Linked DNA regions of Homo sapiens: region 1 is linked to region 2. A link is an interaction called in ENCODE POLR2A ChIA-PET data of the cell type or tissue named here. Cell type or tissue: Caco-2. All regions are shown on one strand. Links, peaks and the distances in the headings refer to the core of each region. The heading gives the core; the rest is flanking DNA. Region 1 overlaps ANP32B (acidic nuclear phosphoprotein 32 family member B). Region 2 holds the start of MIR6854 (microRNA 6854).

Evidence for each region. Peaks named below come from ENCODE experiments on the same cell type or tissue, not always from the same donor. Only the 100,000 strongest peaks of a DNase experiment are listed, where the experiment ranks them.
Region 1: POLR2A ChIA-PET joins it to region 2 with 10 read pairs; 3 of 35 experiments call an interaction of 5 or more read pairs at or near these places.

What each region holds. Positions count from the first base shown.
Region 1 is chr9:97,987,791-97,995,451 of GRCh38, reverse strand. ANP32B (acidic nuclear phosphoprotein 32 family member B) reads right to left here. Exons shown (of 7, transcript NM_006401.3): 2 at 672-821. It overlaps LOC124902225 (a long non-coding RNA gene), which reads right to left. Exons shown (of 2, transcript XR_007061685.1): 2 at 3,758-6,486. LOC124902226 (a long non-coding RNA gene) reads left to right here and starts at 7,649. Exons shown (of 3, transcript XR_007061686.1): 1 at 7,649-7,661. In Caco-2, for the core only: no CTCF peak of the experiment used is centred there; no DNase peak of the experiment used is centred there.
Region 2 is chr9:98,226,108-98,233,768 of GRCh38, reverse strand. TBC1D2 (TBC1 domain family member 2) reads left to right here. Exons shown (of 13, transcript NM_001267571.2): 4 at 220-353; 5 at 4,621-4,817. MIR6854 (microRNA 6854) reads left to right here and starts at 4,552; the gene lies at 4,552-4,620. In Caco-2, for the core only: no CTCF peak of the experiment used is centred there; DNase peaks (open chromatin) are centred at 3,198, 5,138 and 5,677.

The DNA.
Region 1 (7,661 bases), core at 1,705-6,704, 240 kb after region 2:
CCTAGTAAAGCGAATATTGAAATGGCAGAGAATTCTGCAAGACTTATATAACCACATATCTTTTCCTATATAATGGGAAGGGTATGGGGTTAGGAGATACGGGTTCTAGTTTTGGCTCTAGTACTAACCACTTCTGTGGGTGGCTTTAGGCAAATTACTACACTTTCCTGGGACTATTGCTGTGCCTATAAAATAAGGGGTTGGGTTAGAGGAGCAAAGTTTCTTCCAGTTCTGACATTCTGGGACTCTGTGACAGTTAAATGTGCAGTGACAAGAGAAAACATTTTTATGTTGCATTTGGTCCCTTTTTCCGAAAGGATAGAGAATTGTTTTTATAACAATTAACAAATAAATTACTCAACACAGTAATTATTCTTCCTAACTACTACTTATTGAGCACCCAACATGCATTATTTCCAAACTTCACAGCAATTCTGCAAGGTCAAGTAATACCACCAGTTTACAGGTGAGGAAATTGGGCCTTAGAGAGATTAAGTAACCTGCAGAAGTTTGCCCATCAAGGAAATGCTAGGGCTAGAATTCAATCCCATATCTGCCCAGTTCCAAAGGCCATGTGCTTTCTGCTACACTAAGTGCTTCCTTACAGGTAAAATCATACATTTTCCCTTCCCAGGATCGTTCTCTTTTACTGTTAAAGAAAAAGCACTTACCTTTTTCAATTTAGGCAGCTTGGGGAGATTTGAAACTGAGATCAAGCCTACATTTATTAAACTGAGGAACTCTAAGTTCACAAATTCAGCTGTTAAGCCCTCAATTTTTCCATCATTTGATTTGCAATTGTCCAAGACAAGTTCTCGAACCTGTGGATGACAAAGAAAAAAGGATAAGCTCTCAAAAACACATTGAAAACAAACAACAATGCAGAAACTTCTACCATAAATATCCTGCAAAAACACCCATATATACAGGCAGCCTCTTACTTAGACCTAGATCATAGTTATAAAAAGATAAAAACTGATTAAGCCTTCAGTAACAATATACTGACAGGTTCAAAGATGGAATATTATTCCATGGGTATAAACACTTACGCTCTTTGTTTTTCCAGAAACAGAAACTATACTTTTTAAGATATAAGTGAAGTAAGCGTATTCCCCTTATTTCTTTTCTCCAGCCTGTTCCCCAAAGGGCAGCTTTTATCTAAATGCAAATGCAGAATGAAGACACTCTTTAGGCTGGGTCTACCTTAAGGCCCAGAAGATGACCCCTGGAAAAGAGGAAAGCTTTATGTTTCCTATCAAGACCACTAAGAGATTCTGGCTAGAGGTTTCTGCACCAACGCACTTTCCAACTCTGGTTTTAGTAATCTTTGCCAAGATTATCTTGACACTGGGAAAAAAAATCAGGATGCAAGAGTCCTTAATTCAAAACAAAGATCAATCTGGATTGCACTTGAGAAAGATGTTTCTAGCAGAGAACTGCTACATAATAAATTAAATTGCATTTTCAGGCTACACAGTCTCTTTTTCAGAATTTAAGTCCATCCAAGAGTATCACATCTGGCCGGGCGCAGTGGCTGACGCCTGTAATCCCAGCACTTTGGGAGGCTGAAGTGGGCAGATCACCTGAGGTCTGGGGTTCAAGACCAGTCTGGCCAACAAGGTGAAACCCCCTCTACAAAAATACAAAAATTAGCCAGGCAAGATGGCGAGTGCCTGTAATCCCAGCTACTTGGGAGGCTAAGGCTGGAGAGTCGCTTGAACCTGGGAGGTGGAGGTGGCAGTTAGCCGAGATTTCGCCATTGCACTCCAGCCTGGGCAACAGAGTGAGACTCCATCTCAAAAACAGTATCACATCTGATGATTTGAACTTTTGAATATTGATTATTTAATAGTCTACATGCAGATCCACCACAATAATCCATATTGCCATTCTTGCTCTATGATCATCCTGAAACTTGCAACTTTTTAGCTCACTTTGATCTACTCACAGTGATGCAAATTACCATTTTAACTGCACCAACAAAGGCATTCTTTTAGTGAACCTACCATATTTAATAGCATTAATCAAGCATGTATACAGTAGGGAGATGCTGACAGTCTGAAAAGAGAAGAGGAGCTATTAACAGTGTCCTCATCCTCTCATACAAAATCCAATGATGCTACTCTAGTAATTGCTATCAATTATAGAGTACTTAATCATTTATTCTTTTTACCACCACTCTCCTTCCCCCATTTACAGAGAAGGAAACAGATTTCAAGTCAGCAATGCCCACAACATAGTAAGTGCCTAACCGCTTCTCACTACCCTGTCTACTTCCTCTTCAGAAGCCAGGCATCCTTTTTACTCTTTACATCCACTTACTTCTTCCTTCCTTCCACTTTTCTTTAGGTATCTCTGCCATTCTTCCCTTTTCTGATAAGAAATGGGCACATCTGAAAACTTAATAGGTCAACTCTGACAAAAGCTGGGCTCTGGAGACATATGCCGGGGGTTGAATCCTGGTTCACCTCTGCCACTCAGAACTTGTGCGACCTTGTGCGAGTCACTTAACTTCTCTGTGCCTCAGTTTCCCATAAAGTGGAGATAATAGTACCTACCTCATGAAGTTGTAGAGACTAGGGCTTGGAACATTATAAATGCCCAGAAAGTAACCTCTGGGTAAAGGGAATGGGAAATGTCAGTGACCTTTGCTGTTTACTTTACTTATATCTGTACTAAGTTTTTTACAACCATGTATTTATTCTGTATTAAAAAGCAACTAAACATAAAACCAACGAACCATTAAAATTTTAAAAAGGTCGACTGTCATCACCCACCAATGTAAACAGTATACTGCAATACAATTAAAATGTTCCCATTTAGCTTGGGAGAGTTTCTATAATTTTATCCAAAATAATCCAAAAACGTTATACAAAATACACCAATATGCCAAAAGTGAAGTGAAGAAGAATTAAGAGTTAGCCACACTGCCTCTCAGCTCACAGAGTGAAATCACCTCTTAAAGACATTTCTTTCAACTTGCAAAATTCCACTTGAACCACTGCAAGGCGTCATCAGAAAGTATCACAGGACTCAAATGCAGGTTAAAAAATGTTTTTGCTGGCTGGGCGTGGTGGCTCATGCCTGTAATCCCAACACTCCTGGGAGGTCAAGGCGGGCGGATCATCTAAGGTCAGGAGTTCAAGACAGCCTGGCCAACACAGTGAAACCCCATCTCTACTAAAAATACAAAAATAAGCCAGGCATGGTGGCGTGTGCCTGTAATCCCAGCAACTTGGGAGGCTGAGGCAGGAGAATTGCTTGAACCTGGGAGGCAGAAGTTGCAGTGAGCTGAGAATGTGCCACTGCACCCCAGCCTCGGTGAAAAAGGAGACTCCATCTCAAAAAGAAAAAGAAAAAAAAAGTCACCGCTAGACTAAGCTTCATGATGACAGGATCATGTATATTCTGGTTACCACTATATCACTGTGTAAGAGCCTACATAACTGCGGAATGAGGAAAAAAACGGTCACAGGTTTGTCAGCAATATTGTACAGAGGTTTGTGTCACAATTGTGGGGGACTAAGATGAAAACCTGGACATAAAAGGGACCAACTTTCTGATCACAGAGTATTTTTTAAGAAAGCACAGTGTGTGGATATATTATAAATCACTTTACAATCCTTCGTGTTGAACATTTGTGCTCAATTTTCCCTACTATAAATAATGCCATATCTTTACTTAAAATGTCTTCTGTATTTAGGACTGTGTTTTCAGAATCCATTGCTAAGTGAAAGAATACAAACATCTGAGTGTGTTATTAGTTAAGAGTTCTTTATTTAAAATGTCAACTTCTCTTTTAAATGAGTAGTTCATTTTAACTGCCACAAAATTATTTTCTGATTTATTTGACTGTTACTTTTTGTAACCTCTCGATTACGGAAATTCTGGCTATTTGCATTTATCTTGTTCTTGAGGATATCTTCTATTTTTTTTACCCTAAGTGAGGAAAAAATAAATACCCCAGCAGAAACACTAACGAAGGACAGACAAGCTCTAAAAGACACAAATAGCCAACACTAAAAAAAACTGTTCAAGGCCAGGTGCAGTGGCTAGTGCCTACAATCCCAGTATTTTGGGAGGCAGAAGTGGGAGGACCACCTGAGCCCAGGAGTCCAAGAGTCACCTGGGCAACATAGGGAGACCCTGTCTCTACAAAAAATAAATAATTATCTGGGCATGGTGGTGCATGCCTGTGGTCCGAGCTACTTGAGAGGCTGATGCAGGAGGATCACTTGAGCCCAGGAGGTCCAGGTTGCAGTGAGCCATTATCATGCCACTATGCTCCAGCTTGGGCCACAGAGACCCAGTTAAAAAAAAAAAAAGTTTGGCTGGGCACGGTGGCTCACGTCTATAATCCCAACCACTTTGGGAGGCTGAGGCGGGCAGATCACCTGAGGTCAGGAGTTTGAGACCAGCCTGGCCAACCTGGCGAAACCCCATCTCTACTAAAAATACAAAAAAATGTGCCGGGCATGGTGGTGTGCACCTGTAGTCCCAGCTACTCGGGAGGATGAGGCAGGAGAATGCTTGAACCCGCGAGGCGGAGGGTTGCAGTGAGCCAAGATTGCGCCACCGCACTCCAGCCTGGGCACCAGAGCAAGATTATGTCTCAAAAAAAAAAAAAAAAAAAAAAAGGTTCAACTGTAAGCAGTAAAAGTGCATATTAAAAATGAGGTATCATTCTACTCTTGTTGGAGGAGGGACAGCTCCTTCAAGAGAGATGGCTAGGATGGACACAGATGTAGGTGAGTTTGTTAAGTGAGAATGAGAAGTTCAGGAAATGAATACCTGAGACCTTTAATTGCCTCTACCAGTAAGAGGCAATAAGATATACTGGGATAAATAGGGCAGAGAGTTGTTGGGCTAGGCAGAAAAGGCAAGTCCCTTGACTTTTCCAGAAAGGCTGAGAATGTAAAGAAACATGCCACCCCAAGAACAGAACGCCAGAAGCATACTGAGAAGATGAGTCACTGGGGAATAAGCACAGAGGAGAATGGGAATTACTGCATAAAGCAGAGACCACTGGAGGGCCCCACTTAGGGCTGTACCCAAGGATAGCAGGTCTAAATGTTCCATCAGCCAACTTCAAGGTTGTTGAAAGTTCTTAACAGGACCTTGATGAAAGGTATTCTGAGCTCGGATATTGTTTCAATGGCAGAAAAGTGGCATTTGAGGTGCAGAAAAAGTGTATTTACATGTGCAACACACATACACAGGTGCACTCACACTCAGTGATAACTGAGTAGTTAGAATTTAGGGCTTATATACCTAACTTAGAAGAGGAAAGGACAGCAGGAGAAAAACCTTTTGGGAAGAACAGATTTCTTTAGGGAACACAAATGGTATTTTCAGAACAAATGAGAGATCAAGTTTACAATGTCTGTCTACATAGGTATGAGTGGTCTTTCTTTTCTTAGGGCCAAAAGACTACCCCTCCAACCCCTACCAGAGGTTTACTCTTGGCCTCTCTCCTGGGAACAGACTCACTCCAAAGGGAGAATTTATGTCAGCCCTCGTTTGTGACATGTATTTGCTTTTAGCCAGATAAACTCCAAGTAGGCTTCTCTCTGCATCTGTTGAATCTCAAATCTCTTCAGTTTAAAACAATCTTTATATCAACTCTGGGGTTCTCAGTGGATCTCCACAGAGGTAACTAAGCCTCATCTCTTTTCATTCCTTCCTGGGTATAGAGATCTAGACTGCCTTGCAAAGGAGATAACAGCTTTGGAAGAGTGTAGTTGAGACAGTGAGTGGAGCTGGGGTCAAGATGATCCCACAGCTTCCCAATCTAGATTCAGAATAAACCAGAGGTCCTAATCAAAGGAGAAAAGGCCCTAGTTTCTTCTTATATCTCAAATCCTCCCAGAGCTGCTATCTAATGAAGAAAGTTAGGCAGGCACTTGTTCATTTGTGCTTAAATCTGAGGGATCTATTTGATCCAAGAGTTAACTGGCCTTCTGCTTGAAGATGGACAGTTTAACTTTTGGGGCCAAATTCACTCCTCTTCTTCCCTCATGCTCCAATTAAACTTGCCTTTTCTCAAACACAAATTTAAGGTAAACACTTAAAAATGAAAAATCCATACTACCTCCTACTTAACTCATATTTGTTTTCTACAGTTACCAGCAAACAGTAGTTTCCTACTACTTTTTCATTGAAAAATTTGAACTATATTGCAGCCAAATACCTTTTCAGATCTGACTGGAGGATATAACAATGATTTATAACACTACCTCTATGAAAAACAAAACACATTTTAAGTTCTAAATGGCAAAATGCCTATGAGGTCCTTCTTTAAGTTATGATGAGTCTAGGTCATGGGAATATCCCTGGGGATTGGAGCTGGGGGCCACAGGAGATGGAAACATTTTTTTTCCTTTCATTCTCTTCAATTTGCTCATTTGCCACTCCCCTAGCTATTATGAAAAAAGATCAACTTTACCTAACTGGTGGGGCGATGCTCTCCAATTATACCAGCTGTCTCTGCCATAAAAGGAGGAAAGGGTATGGAGGAATTAAAGATCTTTCTGAGTTGTCAATTCTTTTAATTAGAACAATACTGGTTATTATGGTAAGTGAAATAATCCCAAAATATAGAAAGTAATTCCTGCCATCCTTGCAATTTCCATTCTTCTGAGTTAACCAGTATTCAAATCTTCTACCCATTATTTTAAAATAATGTTTCTAAATTAATAGAACTTTTTATTATTTTATTTTTATTTTTGAGATGGAGTCTCGCTCTTTTGCCTATGCTGGAGTGAAGTGGTGTTATCTTGGCTCACTGCAAACTCTGTCCCCGGGGTTCAAGCAATTCTCCTGCCTCAGCCTCCAGAATAACTGGGATGACAGGTGCCTGCCACCACACCTGGCTAATTTTTGTATTTTTAGTAGAGACGGGGTTTCGCCATGTTGCCCGGTCTGGTCTTGAATCCCTGACCTCAGGTGACCCACCCTCCTCTGCCACCCAAAGTGCTAGGATTATAGGCACGAGCCACTGTGCCCAGCCTGGAACGGATCTCTATTAGTGGTTCTCCAATGTGTTTAGGTAGCACGACTGCTGGCATTAAGGAAGGAAACACCAATATTCTACTGGTGGGTATTTAAAGACGGGAACCATTCTGAAAAGCAATCTGGCAGATGGAAAAAAAAATCACATTATAAGATGCTCATTTCAGCAGTATTTAAAACAGCCAAAATCCCTGTGAACAACCTGAGAGGGATGTTTAAATTATGATCTATGCAGACATTAATAATGAGTCTATAAAATAAGGACACACACAAAGATGTTGACTGTATTTTTTTTCTAAAAAAAAAAGCAACAAGCTAGCTAGCATTTGGATTATTTGCATGAACCAAGTTTAGAAAAAATTTAAACATTCTGGTAGACTATAATACACTAAAGTGTCTAGATGGTACGTTAGGCATGTATGATGTCTATCTTCTTTTTGCTTGTCTATACCTACAATTTTTTGGCCTATCTATATCTAATTTTTCTTAAACGAAGATGTATTACTTATACAAGGAAAAAAACCCCAATTAGTTGCTATGCAACCAACTAGAATATCCAATTGAGCTCAAAATTACATCACAGTAGACACAACAAAAGAGGTCAAAAGCTGGGGAGGGGGTGCGGATCAAAAAAAGATGGAAGTTAAAGA
Region 2 (7,661 bases), core at 1,311-6,310:
CATAGTGTGTGGAAGATGAGAATGCGAAAGAGATAGGTAAAGGAGATTGGGAGTGCCATGCATGGGGAGGCATCATGTAGGGTGCCTGGAGTCTGGGAGACCAGTCAGGATGACAGGGTGTGGGGATGAGACCTGAGCTCCAGCAGTGGTGGCGGGAAGGACAGAAGGGCAGAAAGGCAGGGTTCAGCCTCATGCTCCTCTGTTCTTGTCTCCTTTCAGGAACACAATGCACAACATCCGTGGCAACAAGCAGGCCCAGGGAACAGGCCATGAACCTCCAGGGGAAGATTCTCCACAGAGTGGGGAGCCTCAGAGGGAGGAGCAGCCCTTGGCCTCTGACGCCAGCACCCCAGGTGAGCCTCTGTCCAGGGCTGAGCTGCCTTCAGGGACCAGCTCCTCACGGCTGGCACAAGTGCCTTCTTTCCTTCCAGCGAACCAGCATTTGTGCTTTTGTGTGTGTCTTAGTTGGCTTGGGCTACTTACTGAAACACCATAGACTGCGTGGCTTAAATAACAGATACTTATTTCTCACAGTTGTGTGGAAGCTGGGAGGTCCAAGATCAAGGTGCCGGCAGATTCAATGTGTGGTGAGGGCTCCCTTCCTGGCTTGCAGATAGATGGCCACCTTCTCACTGTGTGTTCACGTGGCCGAAAGAGCTCTGGTCTCTGCTGCTTATTCTAAGGGTACTGATCTTATCAGGGGCTCCACCCTCATGACATTAAATCTGATCACCTCCCAAGGGCCCCACCTGTTAATACCACCACGCTACTAAAAATACAAAAGTTAGCTGGGCATGGTGGCCAGTGCCTACAATTCCAGCTACTCAGGAGGCTGAGGCAGGAGAACCACTTGAACCTGGGAGGCAGAGGTTGTAGTGAGTCGAGATTGCACCACAGCACTCCAGCCTGGGTGACAGAGTGAGACTCCGTCTCAAACAAAACCAAAAACAAATGTACACATGTGATAAAATGGCATAGACCTATACACACATATTGTACCAACACCAGTTTCCTAGAGTTGATAGTGTACTATAGCTATGTAAGATGTCACCATCAGGGGAAGCTTGGTGAAGAGTACTTGGGACATGTCTGCACTATCTTTGCAACTTCCTGTGAGTCTATAATTTTTTCAGAGTAAAAAATTAAGAAGAGGCTGGGCATGGTGGCTCACGCTTGTAATCCCAGCACTTTGGGAGGCCAAGGCTGGAGGATTGCTTGAGCCCAGGAGTTCAAGACAAGCCTGGGCAACACAGGGAGACCCTGTCTTTACAAAAAAATAAAAAAATTAGCTGATCATGGTGCAAGCCTGTAGTCCCAGCTACTTGGGATGCTCAGCTGGGAGGATCACTTGAGCCAGGGAGGTCGAGGCTGCAGTGAGCCGTGATCATGCATGGGTGACAGAGTGAGACACTGTCAAAAAAAAAAACAGAAAAAGAGAAAGAAGAAAAGAAAAAGCACCCTTTGGAGCAGTCAGTGCCTGGCAGAGCCCTAGAGAGCACAACAAGCAGTCCAAGAGAAGGCCAGTGCTATATCGGATGAGTCACCATCATCATAACACTAGCAGTTACTTCATGCCAGTGCGGCAGTAAGCATTTTTTTTGGCAACAACTTTATTAAGATATATTCATGTACTATACAATTCACCCATTTAAAATGTGTAATTCAGTGGCTTTCTGTATATCCTCAGAATTATGCAGCCGTCACTATAATCAATTTTAGAACATTTTTATTACCCCAAAAAGAAACCTGCACCCTTAGTCATCAACCTTAATCCCCACTGCCCCATAACCCTAGGTGGCCACTCATCTTTCTTTCTCTATGGCTGTGCCTGTTCTCGACATCTGCTGTGAGTGGAATATACCAAGGAATATACCATGCTGTGACTGGCTTCTTTGACTTAGTAGAATCTTTTCAAGTTTCATCTGTGTGTACCAAGCACTTTACCTACCTTGACCTATTTAATTCTTACAGCAACTGGAACTGTATATATTGTATATATTGTTGTTATCCTCATTAGATTAATAAGGAAACTGAGGCATGGAAGGGTGGAGTGACTTGCTCACGGCCACAGAGTGAGTGACAGAACAAAATCTAATATATAAAGCAGATAAATCCACCATAAGTTGAAAATATCATAAGTTGAAAATGCATTTAATATACTTAACCTATTGAACAGTATAGTTTTGCCCAGTCTATCTTAACCATGCTTGGAACACATACATTTGGGCAAAATCATCTAACACAAAACCTATTTTCTAATAAAGTGTTGAATATCTCAACACTGTGTTAAACTGTGTTAAACGGTGTTTACACTGTGTTAAACAGTGGTTGTAATCAGATTTTTAAATGGAGGAAAAGATTATTTTTATGTCAATAAATCTTTTCTAATATGTACAAATGAGTTTCTTGAACACTAATAAAAAACACCTAAATTCTTTTTGAGACTCTAAATGAGCTACAAATTAAAAAAAAAAAAAAAAAAAAAAAAAGCAGAGTTGAGGCTGGAGTTGGAGTCTGGACTCCTCCTCTGCTCCTCTTACTCCACCTTCCTCTCCCAGTCAGCCCTTGAGGCACTCCTATGAAATCCAGGGCACTGATTGAACACCACTGTCTTAGGCCTTATTTTCTCTAATTATAAACTGGGCACTGTGAGGCCTGCCCTGCCTGTCCTCAGAGTTGGTGCACAGTCATGTATCAGAGGGCAGCAGTGCTACAAGGAGCTTCCCTGCTCCCCTATACCCCATTACAGGAAGGAGAAAGAGGTAGTACATATTTCTGAGCTCTGCAGGCTGCCTTGTACCCAGTGTAACCTGATTTCTCTTCGATCTGGAACAAGACTGTTCTGGTTTTGCACTCAGCAAGGCACTGTTGTTTTGTTCGTTTGTTTTGAGTCAGAGTCTCGCTCTGTTGCCCAGGCTAAAGCGCACTGGCATGATCTCGGCTCACTACAACCTCTGCCTCCCGGGTTCAAGTGATTTCTGGCTAATTTTTGTATTTTTAGTAGAAACGGGGTTTCACCATGTTGGCCGGGTGGTCTCGAACTCCTGACTTCAAGTGATCTACCCGCCTCAGCCTCCCAAAGTCCTAGGATTACAGGCGTGAGCCACCACGCCCGGCCGAGCAAGGTACTGTTTTTGCACTCAGTGTCTGGTTCCTGTCACCTACTGGAGTAACTCTTTATTTGTTCAAGACTGTTTGGCCAGCCCTTGGCCTGGTCTCATGCTAAGTCATTTGGCCTATCCCCAAAGCCCTGCGTGTCCCCTATCCTGGGATGCCATACCACATTCTTATTTTCAACACCTTTAACACTTTAGTCCCAAGAAATAGGTAATAGTTTACTAAAATGCATACTCCTGCAAATGAGTAATTTGGTTAGGAGATTTAGATAAGATCAATTTACGATCCTACAAAATATCTGAGAGTAGGCAGTAAATGTGGCTGTAAGCTCAGCAGCCAAGGCAAAGAGGGAAATGCAAGCAGCTAGATTATTTCCAGTGTCCATAAGACTAAAAACATATTTTCTTATAAGAAGCAAAGCTTTTCTTGGAAGTTCCTAGGGCTGAAGGGAATTTCTTCTGCTGGGGACTCATAATAGGCATGATGTATATATCCCATGTGAACAAGCTTCTCAAGGGCCCTTGGCTACATAGTCAGGCCCTTAAATGTCCCTTGATGCAGGCTGATGGCAGAGACCAGAAGCACAGCTGGGTCAGGGCAGGACAAGGCAACACAAGGGAATGATTCTCTGATGTTTGGTTTGATTTAAGAATAAAATTTTGATGACTTAAAAACAGTGGGTGGCAAACATTTTTTGTAAAGAGCAAGATAGTAACGATTCGAGGCTTTGTGGGCCATAGGGTTTCTGTTTTAAGCACTCAGTTCTGCCTTTGAGGAGTAAAAGCAGCAATAGACAGCACATAAACAAATGGGCATGGCCGTGTTCTAATAAAGCTTTATTTGTAAAAGCAGGCTGTGGGCTGGATTTGGCCTGTGAACCATAGGTTGTAACCCAGGAGATAAAAGGACTATGCATCCTTGAGACAATCAACTGTGGGGGAAATATATCTCTTAACTTAGCTTGGAATAAGAAGAATCAAGTTAAATGCTTGAGCTGCTCTCTGGAGCAAGAATGCAGAGTACAGACATTCATTTTGTGTTCCTATCATCAGACAGATCTGTGTGCTTTGAAAATCTCCTAGTACATAGAGGTGGGATCCTGAAATAAGGAACAGAACATCCTGCCAGGGCTTGTGCCTGAGGAGAAAGCCACTTGGCAAACACCAGCAGGGTGGCATGAGATAGACCAATGCAGGCTGGGTGGGATCTGAAGGAAGGAGACAGGCACAGTTTAGCAGATGGGCCAGCACAGTGCAATAACGTTTATGTAGGCCAGTGGTTCTCACAGTCTAACCCCTGGACAAGCTGTGTCAGCATCACCTAGGAACTTTTTAGAAGTGCATATTCTCAAGCCCTGCCCCAGACCTATTAAATCCAGAGCTCCGAAATTAGGGCCCAACCATCCGCATTTTAACAAGCCCTCCAGGTGCTTCTAAAGCAAGCTCAGGTTTGAGAACTGCTGATGTCATCAGTCATAACTTCTGCGTTTCTCCTCTTGAGCAGGGAGAGAGCCAGAGGATTCTCCAAAGCCTGCACCCAAGCCTTCTCTGACCATCAGTTTCGCTCAGAAAGCCAAGCGCCAGAACAACACCTTCCCATTCTTTTCTGAAGGAATCACACGGAACCGAACTGCCCAGGAGAAAGTGGCAGCCTTGGAGCAACAGGTTCTGATGCTCACCAAGGAGTTAAAGTCTCAGAAGGTGAGGTCTGGTCCCAGGGAGGCCCCAGGTTCCAGTGGACCCCTCCAGTTCCTGGAGCCTTTCGGATAAGCTAGATGGGACGCATTAGCCGTGCTGGGCACCAGCTACTCTCTGGTCTTTAAAGGCCAAACTGCAGAATGTTGAAATATGCTGTTGATTACTCAAGAACCTGATGTCACTCAAAGTAAGTCACAAAAGGGCACCAAGGGCAGGTATCTCTGGAGATCTACTCTAATAACTGTCTCTTGGACCCCTCCTGGAGGGCCATGCATGGTCTCACCCCCTACCCAGAAAATGACATTATTTAGAGGCAGGTGATCTGGATGCAGGGTCATGGGAGGGGCTGTCGATAGAACTGGGGGGAACTTTGACCTGGCAGCCGATATCTGGGCACAGATATCTGAATGACCGTCACAAGACTGTCACAGGAGAAAGCAAACAAGCAGCATGTGTGTGGCCCAGGGCTAAGCCAGGACCAACACAGAAACAGTGAAAGGAATATTTGGGCTTAATATGGTAAGAAGTTAATTACGAGAGTTACAAGAGCTATATAATAATTGTAGAAAACAGATCTCATACACACAGACATTAAAACTACTCCAAAATCCTACATCCCAGAGAGTAAATGGTATTAAAAGCCAGGGGCTACCTTATGAAGTAGTGAGGGTCCCAGGGCAAAGATGTGAGAGGGCTGCAGCTCCGGGCGGGAGCCCCTCTTTAGAGTGATAAAAGCGACTAAGTTAGGCAGTTGTTACATAAATCCCAACGGTGGGGCCTGGTAGGACCTGTGGTGGCAGTGGCGGGCTCCAGTGAGGGCCCAGACTCCTTTTCCTCTAGAGGAAGGCCTAAGCTTTTGTGTTTGAACTTTGGCTGCCCGGAGGCCCTTTCTGCTTTGTTTTCCAGCCCTGACTCCAGAGGACTTAGGCTGGGGAGGTGGGGCTTATGCCCTATTACCTTCTGAATATTTCTTATAACTTGTACATTTCTTCTTTTCTTTTCTGCCCTATTTTGGTGGGAAGAAATCTAGAAAAAATGCTCTCCCTATACCTAGTTTGGCCCCTCGTCTGCCTTTTCTGCCCCTAAGCAGTGACCACTGTCAGCAGATCTCAGGGGAACCGGCAGAGGCTTCATTCCTGGCATGTCAGAAGTTACTTTTTTTTTTTTTTTTTTGAGACAGAGTCTCATTCTGTCACCCAGGCTGGAGTGCAGTGGTGCAGTCTTGGCTCACTGCAACCTCTGCCTCCCGGGTTCAAGCGATTCTCCTGCCTCAGCCTCCCAAGTAGCTGGGATTACAAGCACCTGCCACCATGCCCAGCTAATTTTTTTTTGTTTTTTGGTTTTTGTTTTTAGTATTTTTATTAGAGACTAGGTTTCACCATGTTGGCAAGGCTGGTTTCGAACTCCTGACCTCAAGTGATCTGCCCACCTCAGCCTCCCAAAGTGCTGGGATTACAGGCGTGAGCCACCGTGCCTGGCCAGGAGTTACATTTAGTGAAGCAACTGGTGATTAGACATTAGAGTTCTCAAAGGAGGGGGCTCATTTATTCATACGTTCTTAACTCATGTGTTTATTCACCAAATTTTTATTAAGGGCCTGTTATGTGCATGCAGTGTTCCAGGTGCTGGGAAAGAACAATGAGCAAAAGACACAGGCTCTGCCCTTACAGCTTGCATTTCATGGCAGAGACAGACATTAAACAAAGCAACACCCAAATGTGTAGTTATAACACGTGAGGTCCCCTCTGCTGCTGCTTAGCAGCCCAGCTGTCTTTTCCTCCTGTCATCATGGTGCTCCAGTTCTGAGGCTGCTGGACGCTCCTGAGAGCTGAGAGGGCATGAAACAGAGCCATAGCAGCTACTTGATCCCTGGACTAGTAGAGCTTAAATCCGAAACCCAAACCTGGAAAGAAAAAGAAATCCTGAATATACGGGCAGCCTCTCTTGACACAGCCTTTCTTTCTAAGACATTACAAATTGTCAGATGAAGTAGAAAGGCCCCAGGAAACCTAGATTTCATGAAAGTTTGCCCCTGATTGCTCTGCATCTCTGGAGGACTCATCATTCTTCAATAAATAAAGGCAAGATTCTTGGAGATTAATAAGGGTTGACCAGGCTATTGACAACTCCCATATATTCAGAGGGAAATTGTCAGGAGGAAGTTGTTGATGCATTGAAGAATCTGGATTTTTTTTCTACCAGGTAACCTTCCACCAAACCTCGACTTTGTGTCCTGGGACAGAGGGTCAAAAGGAGAATGAGTTGTGATTTATTTAGTTTATCCAATTATTGTGCAATAGGAGTGGATTTGTTTACTCTCCAACCCATTCCACAAATGAACTTCAGTCTTCAGGGTGATTCAAAGAACCAGCCTTTAAATAAGACAGCACAGGCTCAAATTCTGGCCCTAAGCAAGTTTCTTAACCTATCTAAGCCTCAGTTTCCTCTTCTGTAAATGGAGTTGCAGCCGTGTTTACTGGAGAGACCTGTGCCCAGATTCATAAAGCCCAGTACCTGGCACCCAGCAGCTGCCCAACAGATGCAGGCTCTGGTTGTTCTGGCGATTACTGCAGCCCTCCTTACCCTCCATGTCAATCTCTTCCTGCCCTACAAGCAGTGAGGTGCCCTGCTGAGGGGCTCAGAGACGAGGCGGGAAGTGAGAGCCCATCAGTGCCTTCAGGAAATGTGCCGTGGGGCCATAGCAGTGATCAGGGAGCTTAGGTCTTCATTCCACATTAGGAAGGGAGGAATGGCAGCCCCGTAACTCTAGGGTTTCACCTGTAGCCCAGATACTGAAACCAAAGAGGTGAGACAGAAAAAGCCAGCACAACTTCTGGGTGCCCAGTG